Regions from separate parts of the Homo sapiens genome. Here region 2 is linked to region 1. A link is an interaction called in ENCODE POLR2A ChIA-PET data of the cell type or tissue named here. Cell type or tissue: Caco-2. All regions are shown on one strand. Each heading gives the region's core, and the rest is flanking DNA. Links, peaks and the distances in the headings are about the cores only.

Evidence for each region. Peaks named below come from ENCODE experiments on the same cell type or tissue, not always from the same donor. Only the 100,000 strongest peaks of a DNase experiment are listed, where the experiment ranks them.
Region 2: POLR2A ChIA-PET joins it to region 1 with 6 read pairs; 10 of 35 experiments call an interaction of 5 or more read pairs at or near these places.

What each region holds. Positions count from the first base shown.
Region 1 is chr14:73,274,914-73,279,309 of GRCh38, forward strand. It overlaps NUMB (NUMB endocytic adaptor protein), which reads right to left. Exons shown (of 13, transcript NM_001005743.2): 12 at 4,368-4,396; 13 at 303-2,380. The coding sequence ends at 1,665. Among named protein-coding and RNA genes, the nearest start is that of PAPLN-AS1, 31 kb to the left of the region's middle. RefSeq lists an enhancer at 1,615-2,115. In Caco-2, for the core only: no CTCF peak of the experiment used is centred there; no DNase peak of the experiment used is centred there.
Region 2 is chr14:73,462,954-73,467,349 of GRCh38, forward strand. LOC101928143 (a long non-coding RNA gene) reads right to left here and starts at 689. Exons shown (of 3, transcript NR_135251.1): 1 at 522-689. RefSeq lists enhancers at 638-727, 1,988-2,217. In Caco-2, for the core only: no CTCF peak of the experiment used is centred there; no DNase peak of the experiment used is centred there; H3K4me3 peaks cover 40 bases.

The sequences.
Region 1 (4,396 bases), core at 206-4,205:
TATTGCATAGCCCAGGTTGAGAAGCACTGCCCCACCCCGCTGAGATTCTGCATTTCTAACCAGCTCCTAGGTGAAGTCCATGCTGCTGTTACAGACCACACTTTGAGCAGCAAGAATCTGACTTTAGAGATACACTCAGGATTAAAGTATGAATGAAAATATGAATCTTAAGGGTATTTTTCTAGTCACTAAACTAGGGATTTACAGCAGCAGTAGAATGGAGAGTAAGACCAAAAGAACGAAAAATAAATTCATTTACTAATAAAGGAAAGGGGAAAGAACAGCCCTTCATGGGCAAAAGCTTCTACCATGAACATTTATTTTTGTTAAAGCAGATTATAAATTTTCATCAGTACAAATATATATAACTTACATTTGATTGTAAGGCCAACGTTCAAAAGTAAAAATGAGATGAGCTCTCTTATTGTTATCCGAGGTCAAGAGGCTGCAACTGTCAAGGGGATGTTCTCACCAAAAGGGGGTTTGGGGGAAGAGGACACACACAAAGCTAATAAAACCAGAATCCCCATCCCCACAAAACTCATGGGAACAAAATTTAAAGGATAAAACAAAACCCACCAAGACCCATATTACAAACCAATATGGTAACCTGTGTTCCCTTCTATGGTATGATTATGTCATGTTACCTTAGTGTTAAAGGATTAACATAAGGAAACTGCAGCAATATATAAAAGATATATTCTCTATAGAGCATATTTCGATTGATTCCATTAAAATAATGACATTAGAATTCCATCATAGGTTTAAAACCAGGACAATACTGCTTTTCCTTTATTTAAAAAAAACTACAACCTAGTGACTGTATTGGTCATAAGCATGATTGTTGTTGCAATGTGCTACTTACAATGAATGACTGACAGAAAACAAGCTAGGGATCCTGTCTGCAGCTTCCAGCCTTTCCTCTTTTTATTTCAGTAGGCATCAATGATAAATCAATCTTATGTACAATTTCTTACAACTAGCCCCTTTACCTTTGGCAAGATTACTTACAACTCATACAACTTCTTAATATCTGAGAACTATTTAAAATATTCTAAATGCATAAAAATAAAGATTTTGGCTTTTGATATATATAATATTTATTCTGTTACTCAAAATGGAAGCTCAACTTCTCCCCCAAAATATAGCTCTGCTGGGCAGTTGCTGATATGCCCTCCTGGGAATTCTGGCAGCATAGCGTGCCTCTCTGTTCCCCAGCCTGAGCACAAACCACTCTTCTTGATCTCTAATACAGGCCACTACTGACAGGAGGCAGGTGAATGGCCTGAAAAACAAAGGGAGATTGCTTTGCTTCCTGTTGTGTTTTACATTTCAGTAAATGTGCTTGGAATATAGATTCTTGTTCAGATACTTTGCCTCTCTGTTGCCAGAGATTTGTAAGGGGGTAAGGGAAGAGGGAGTACAGAAAGCAACATTTCCTTGACTTCTTTAGCCTAATTGCAAGGCAGCTTTTCTCTAGGAATGCTTTTTCCCATGTCTTTCAAAATCACCCCTCACAGTACTCTGGGCCTGGACTTGTTCCTTGGGACCTTTGGGATTAGTGAAAAGAGTACTAATCAGGAGACAAAGTCTGTTTTGCTCCTTTGACCGCTACCCCCTGCTCCCTGTCTGGTATGGACAAGATACATAGCCATAATGATTGCTTAAAGTTCAATTTCAAACGTCTTCTGTAAGTCACTGGAGAAAGGGTTGGTAGGGGAGGGATTAGTACGCTGCTTGGACTTATTTTCTAATGCAGCCCACTGGGCTTCAAAAGGATCCACTGGGCAGGTGCCTGTAGGAACCTCTGTATGCCTGTCTGCTGAGGCCAACCTGCCATCATCTACACCATTGAAAGCTGCAGAACCGTTGAGGTGCTGAGCAGGAGGCTTAAAGAAGGGACTGGTGGTAGCACTGCTTGCCTCGTAGTGAGGGAATGTCTGCTGCCTGACCAGGCTGGGTGACTGATGGGGATGGGCAGCCTGAGGGTGGCCTGCAGTGCCAAATACGTTGGCCACCATCTGGGAGGGAGTGATGCCCACCACAGGCACATTAGGGGCTGGATAGGGCATTCCATTGGCCACAGGATAGGACTGGGCAGGGACAAAGGCTGGTTGCAGGGCTGGGACCACACCCACTGGCACAGGCTGAGAGGTGAGGAATGCATTCCCTTGGAAAGGTGATGCTGGCTGGGAGATGGCAGTGGGTGGAGGAGGCTGGAGAACTGGCTGCAGAGGAGCAGCTGAGGCCTGGGGCTGCTGAGCCCGGACGCTCTTAGACACCTCTTCTAACCATCGGTCGGCCTCAGAGGGAGTACGTCTATGACCGGCCTGGAAGAGACCTGGAGAGGCAGCACCAGAAGATTGACCCCACTCGGTCCCTGGAACCAACAAGATGAGAGACAAAAGAATCAGTTAGGGGCATCTTTCCTCACCTTATAATCTTGGTTATTTGAATGATCCTAACATGTACAACATGTCCCCCCCTAATGGGACATTTTGTGGTTTTGATAGGTAGGAGTAAAGTCTCTATTACCAACTGGGATTTTGTGGTAGGATGAAGAAAACTTGTCAAGACCATGCTGCTGTGTCAGCCACACTGAAGCACTGTCTAGATATGGCTCAAATGCATTAAACCACGGCAGCTGACTGATGTCAGAAACCCCTCGCTGTTGCTATGGCTCATCCACAATACAGAAACTAGCTGGTTGTGGTAGCTCACACCTGTAATCCCAGCTACTTGTGAGGCTGAGGCAGGAGGACTACTTGAGCCCAAGAGCTGGAGGCTGCAGTGAGCTATGACTGTGCCACTGCACTCTGGCCTGGGCAACACAGTGAGAATTCTGTCTTAAAAAAAAAAAAAGGCCACGTGCAGTGGCTTATGCCTGTAATCCCAGCACTTTGGGAGGCCGAGGTGGGCAGATCACCTGAGGTCAAGAGATCGAGACTATCCTGGCCAACATGGTGAAACCCCGTCTCTACTAAAAATACAAAAATTAGCTGGGCGTGGTGGTATGCATCTGTAGTCCCAGCTACTCGGGAGGCTGAGGCAAGAGAGTTGCTTGAACCTGAGAGGCAGAGGGTGCAGTGAACCAAGATACTCCAGCCTAGTGACACAGCGAGACTCCGTCTCAAAAAAAAAAAAAAAAAAAAAAACACCTAGCTTGCACATCCTCTAAAGGGCCCAAGGCAATTCATCTTCTGCTCTAACAGAGCAAAAAGAAAATAACCAGTGACCTGGCCATATCTTGCTGGCCTCTGCCTGGCTTCCAGAAATATGTTGTCTTTTTGGTGAACTGCCTTTATTACTATGTTAAAACCTTTTGAGGCCGGGTGTGGTGGCTCACACCTGTAATCCCGGCACTTTTGGAGGCCAAGGCGGGTGGATCACGAGGTCAGGAGTTCGAAAACAGCCTGGCCAACATGGTGACACCCCATTTCTACTAAAAATACAAAAATTGGTTGGGCATGGTGGCATGCACCTGTAGTCCCAGCTACTCGGGAGGCTGAGGCAGGAGAGTTGCTTGAACCTGAGAGATGGAGGTTGCAGTGAGCCAAGATCATGCCACTGCATTCCAGCCTGGGTGACAGAACAATACTCCACCTCCAAAAAAAAAAAACTTTTTGGTTTTATAATTAATAGATGTTTTTTATACAAAACTAGAAAGTACAAAAAAGCAAAAATGAAGTGCTTTTTCTAGCACTTTTTGTAGGCCTCCTATTGTAGGAGCAGGGCCCCCTCTTTCTACAGGAATGTCTGCACATCACCAAATCCGGTGATGGATTCTCTGAGGTGGGGCCCTGGAATCTTTTTTTTTTTTTTTTTTTTTTTTGAGACAGAGTATTGCTCTGTTGCCCAGGCTGGAGTGCAGTGGCGCAATCTTGGCTCACGGCAAACTCTGTCTCCCAGGTTCAAGCGATTCTCCTGCCTCGGCCTCCTGAGTAGCTGGGACTATATGCGCATGCCACCGCGCCTGGCTAATTTTTGTATTTTTAGTAGAGATGGTTTCACCATGTTGGCCAGGATGGTCTCCATCTCCTGACCTCGTGATCCACCCACCTCAGCCTCCCAAAGTGCTGGGATTACAGGCATGTGCCAACACACCCAGCCGGAATCTGTATTTTATAAAAGCTCTATGGGTGGGGCTCTGTTCCACAGTCCTGTTCCACAGTCCTAATGACTATCAGTCTGATCTCTTTTGTTCTCCTTCACCATCCTTTCTTATGTAAGCAACTTATTTCTAGGAGGGAACATAGTTTTCCTGAAAGGATTCCTCCCTAGTTCCCACTCAGCTAACTGGCTGAGTTTTAGAACCAGGGTCACTTATCTGATCCCAGAATCCTCAACACCATCTGTGGCCACCTTACCCGAACATGTGGCTGCAATTTCCTTGTTA
Region 2 (4,396 bases), core at 210-4,209, 190 kb after region 1:
TGGTTACTATCACCAGATCTATGGGTGGATCAGCCATTCTTCTGCAGCAGGGAGTGGACCGACTCAAAGCACTTAGCACCATTTAAACTTTTGTCCATCTCTGTTTTTATGCACACAAAGAGTTTCCTGGAAACATGGCTATCCTCCAAGGATTTCAGAGAGTAGAATTCTTCCAGAACTGCAGTGTCCCAATCACTTGGAACCTCATGAGAAAGCAGACTTAAACTCAGACCCTAGAACCTCGAACTTAGTATGTTCCAAAAGCTTTGGCTCTGCCATTTACCAACTGTGTAATTTGGGGAACATTGATTCATCACCCTAAAGCTTCATTTTCTTCATCTATAAAATGAGATACATATTAGCTATCTTGTCTTGCATAACAAATTACCCCAAAACTCAGTAGCTTAAAAGAACGTTTATCGTCTCAGTTTCTGTGGGTCAACTCTCTGGCATTGGGTCTCTTATAAGACCACAGTCATCTCAAGCTCAGTTGGGACAGATCTGCTTCCTGCCTCACTCACCTCGTTATTGTTGGCAGGACTCACTTCCTAAGGCCTTGGTTCCCCAGGAGCTGTTGGCCAGAAGCCTCCCTCGGTGCCCTGCCTCATGGGCCTCTTCGTTGAGCATCTCACAACGTGGCAGCTTACTTCATCAGTGCAAGCAAGCAAGAGCAAGAGAGAGGACTCACCAGAGACAGTAATAGCAAAACAGAAGGCACAGTCTTTCGTAATCCAATCACAGATGTGACATCCCATCACTGTTGCCACATCCTGTGAGTTAGAAGTAAGTCATTAGGTCCAGCCCACACTCAAGGAGATTACACAAGGATGTAAAGACCAGCAAGAGGATCATTGGGAGCTATTTTAGAAGCAGCCTACTCTAAGATAATAATAACATCTAGGGTTTGTTTAAAATTTAAATTAGAGACTGCATGGTGGCAGCTACTTGGGAGGCTGAGGTGGGAGGCTCACTTGAGGCCAGGGGTTTGAGGCCAGCTTGGGCAACATGGTGAGACTCCTCCATCTCTTAAAAAAAAAAAACAAATATATGTGTATATTTTTAAATATTCAAAAATCAAATTAGAGAATATGTTCAATTCGGGCCAGCATATGTTATGTAATATATAACTGTTATATATAATAACTATTATTACCATTAATATTATTATTGACTATATAATGGCTGGTTTTCTCCCCTAGCTCCTAGAAGGAACCCTTTTATGAGGAGTAAATGAAATAATATACATAATTCAGGACCTGACATGTAGTAAATGCTCAATAATCATTAGTTATTGTTAACATTATTAATAGCCGGGCACGGTAGCTCACGCCTGTAATCCCAGCACTTTGGGAGGCCAAGGCGGGCGGATCACAAGGTCAGGAGATCGAGACCATCCTAGCTAACACGGTGAAACCCCATCTCTACAAATACAAAAAAATTAATTGGGCATGGTGGCGGACACCTGTTGTCCCAGCTACTCAGAAGGCTGAAGCAGGAGAATGGCATGAACTCAGGAGGCGGAGCTTGCAGTGAGCAGAGATCACGCCACTGCACTCCAGTCTGGGCAACAGAGCGAGACTCCATCTCAAAAAAAAAACCAACATTATTAATAAACATGTGATATTTGATATTCTCTCCAAGCTACTGGAAGGAAATACTATGAACTCTCATTACTTTTCCAGGGTGGCCTTATTTCCATATGTTTTGTTCAGTTTTTCCATTAGCACCCTATACTCACCAGAGCACAATTCTAGATTTGGGGTTCATAAAATATGACCACCAAATCCATAACACAGTCTAATTTCCTGCCTGCCCTATACCAAGAAGGGTATGCACAAAACCAGCAAAATGGGCTAATTATGGCAGCACCTCCTATATGCACAAAAGTCTGAGCCTGGCCCCAACCAGAATCCAGACAGAAGGGATTGTGCCTGGGAGAATGAACAGAGACTTCGCTATGTGACCTTTGTCCCTTTTAAAATATGGTCATCATTGTGCAGTCTACTCAGTCAATCCTCAACTAAGAATGAGAGAAAGAGGGACCTACACAGGCCCTACAGATGGGATAAGGGTGTCCAAGAAGACATTTTCACACCTGGGTTGGAAGTAATAAGAACCCATAAAAATAAAGAGCAATTTTGCAATTAGAAAGTTGGAAGAAGAGAGTCCAGTTTGCAACATGAAAGAAAGATCATAAGAGGCTGGAGTCACCCTTTAGGGCTGGGTTGAAGCTGTCTTCCTTATAAAGGTGGAGGATATTGAGGGTTGGCCTGTGGCCAGGAAAAATGAGGAACTATAATCAAGAAAACCCCATTATTTTTGCTTTGAGTCATTTCTCAGGGCTCACCCATAATTATTACATAAGAAAGACAGAAAAAACAAAAACCTCCTAAAGTGTAAATGATCCTTAAACTAAAAACACCGTAGAAATACAAAGATCCAGGCCGGGTGCGGTGGCTCATGCCTGTAATCCCAGCTACTTGGGAGGCTGAGGCAGGAGAATCACTTAAACCCGAGAGGCGGAGGTTGCGGTGAGCCGAGATAGCACCATTGCACTCCAGCCTGGGCAACAAGAAAGAAGAAACTCTGTCTCAAAAAAAAAAAAAAAAAAGAAAAAAGAAAAGAAAAGAAAAGAAAAAGAAAAGAAAGAAATACAAAGATCCAAGTTTTTGCAACTTATCTGTCTCTCTCTCTCTCTGTCTCTGTTTCTTCTTCTCCCACCCATATTTGCACATGTTCTTTCATTTCTTTTCCGCACAGAAGAAAACTACCCTTACAAGGAAATGCCTTAGGATCCTCCAGGCTGGAATTGTTTTCAGATCAGGAATCATCTTCTCTAGCAGTCTCCACTGCAGCTCTACAGGATTAGAGCTCAGTATTCACAGATAATGACAGTTTACACCTCTCCCTCTAAATCAAGTCACCTGTGCAGCTGTGATTTAAAGAGTTCGGATGATTTTCTGAGCTGCACTAGCCCTGGCCCTTTCCTCTCCCGAAATGTTCCCAAACATTACCAGATTTGTACACAGAAAGGCTCAAAGCAGAAGTTGCTGGGAAAGTTCTGTAAACATGAAGGGGAGATGTACACCAATATCAAGTTCCTCTTCCTGTGGCTCTGGTTTTCTCTCCTTCCTATTCTCTATTCTGTGTTTCCTCTGTGTCTGGGACAGAGGAGACTTGTATGTTTCCATACCTGTTAATAGCCAGAGAAAACTTTGTTCGGTCCCTTGGCAGGTTAGCGGATTTTAGAAGGGAAAGACAGGGTAAAGAGATGAGGACTCGCCCCCAGGAAGTCTGACTATACAATAGGAATGGTGTATTTATTTATTCAGCCCTTTCCTACACTGCAGTCATTTCATTTCACCCTCAGGATGTGTATTTAGTGGTAAGCTTTCTTTCTTTTCCTGTTAGTTTCCTGCAAAAGGACATCAGTGTCTTCCTCATTGGAGCAGCTGATAAGAAGGATGTTGTTGCTCAAATAGAGACAGAAAAACATATTTCCTATCACAGACCCAGGCCATCCCAAGGGCATGGAGAATTAGACCAGGTTGTGGAAATAATAGAAGAACCTGATTTTCATGCCTATTTCCCTGGTGCCATCTTCCTCCCTGAAATACTCTGCAATAATTACACCTTCCACTTAAGTAGGATTTCACACTTTTCCAAAGTAGCATCACGTTGTACGGAAGTAGAGTTGGCTGCACTGTAGCTGGCATAGCCTATTAGTTACTTTGGAGGGTTTATATGAAGAGGCAACTTTGGGTTTAACTTTAAGTTTTGGGGAACTCATACAAATAGCATAGGTTTACCCTAAGTTGGATTCCATTTGCTAGCTCCTGCCTCTCCTACAGATCTCATCTTCAAAGTTACTATTATAGGGGAGGCTTCCTGTTATCCCTCTCCCAGCCACATTGAGTTGGGTGCCCCTCTTATACACACTGCATTTCCACTTTGGATACACATATCCCGTGGGTAAACTTGCTCAGTGCCTAGCCATCCAGCAACATGTCGGCACTGTAATACCAGGGACAACAACCTTCCTGCTCATGGCTGCCTAGCATAGGGCCTGGCCCACAGTAGTTCACTAAATATTTAGTGAATGAATGAGTGAGTCAGGAATTGTCTCTAGGAGTAGCCTTGCCACCTGACACAATCACTTATTTTGGGGTAGTGCTCTGGGAGTTATAAAAAAGGCCTGTGCTAATTATCACATAATGATCACCGGTGGTTATAGTATTTAGTAGGCAAAAGCACAGTGGTGGAGTATGACTAAATAAAGGTCTCCTCCAGGTGGGGGGCTATCCCCGCACTCTGAATTTGGAACCCCACTGCCCATCTCTCTTGGACTCCTGTGGACAGGGTCATTCCTTTGGGAAATTCTTTTCGGAGTTGCCAA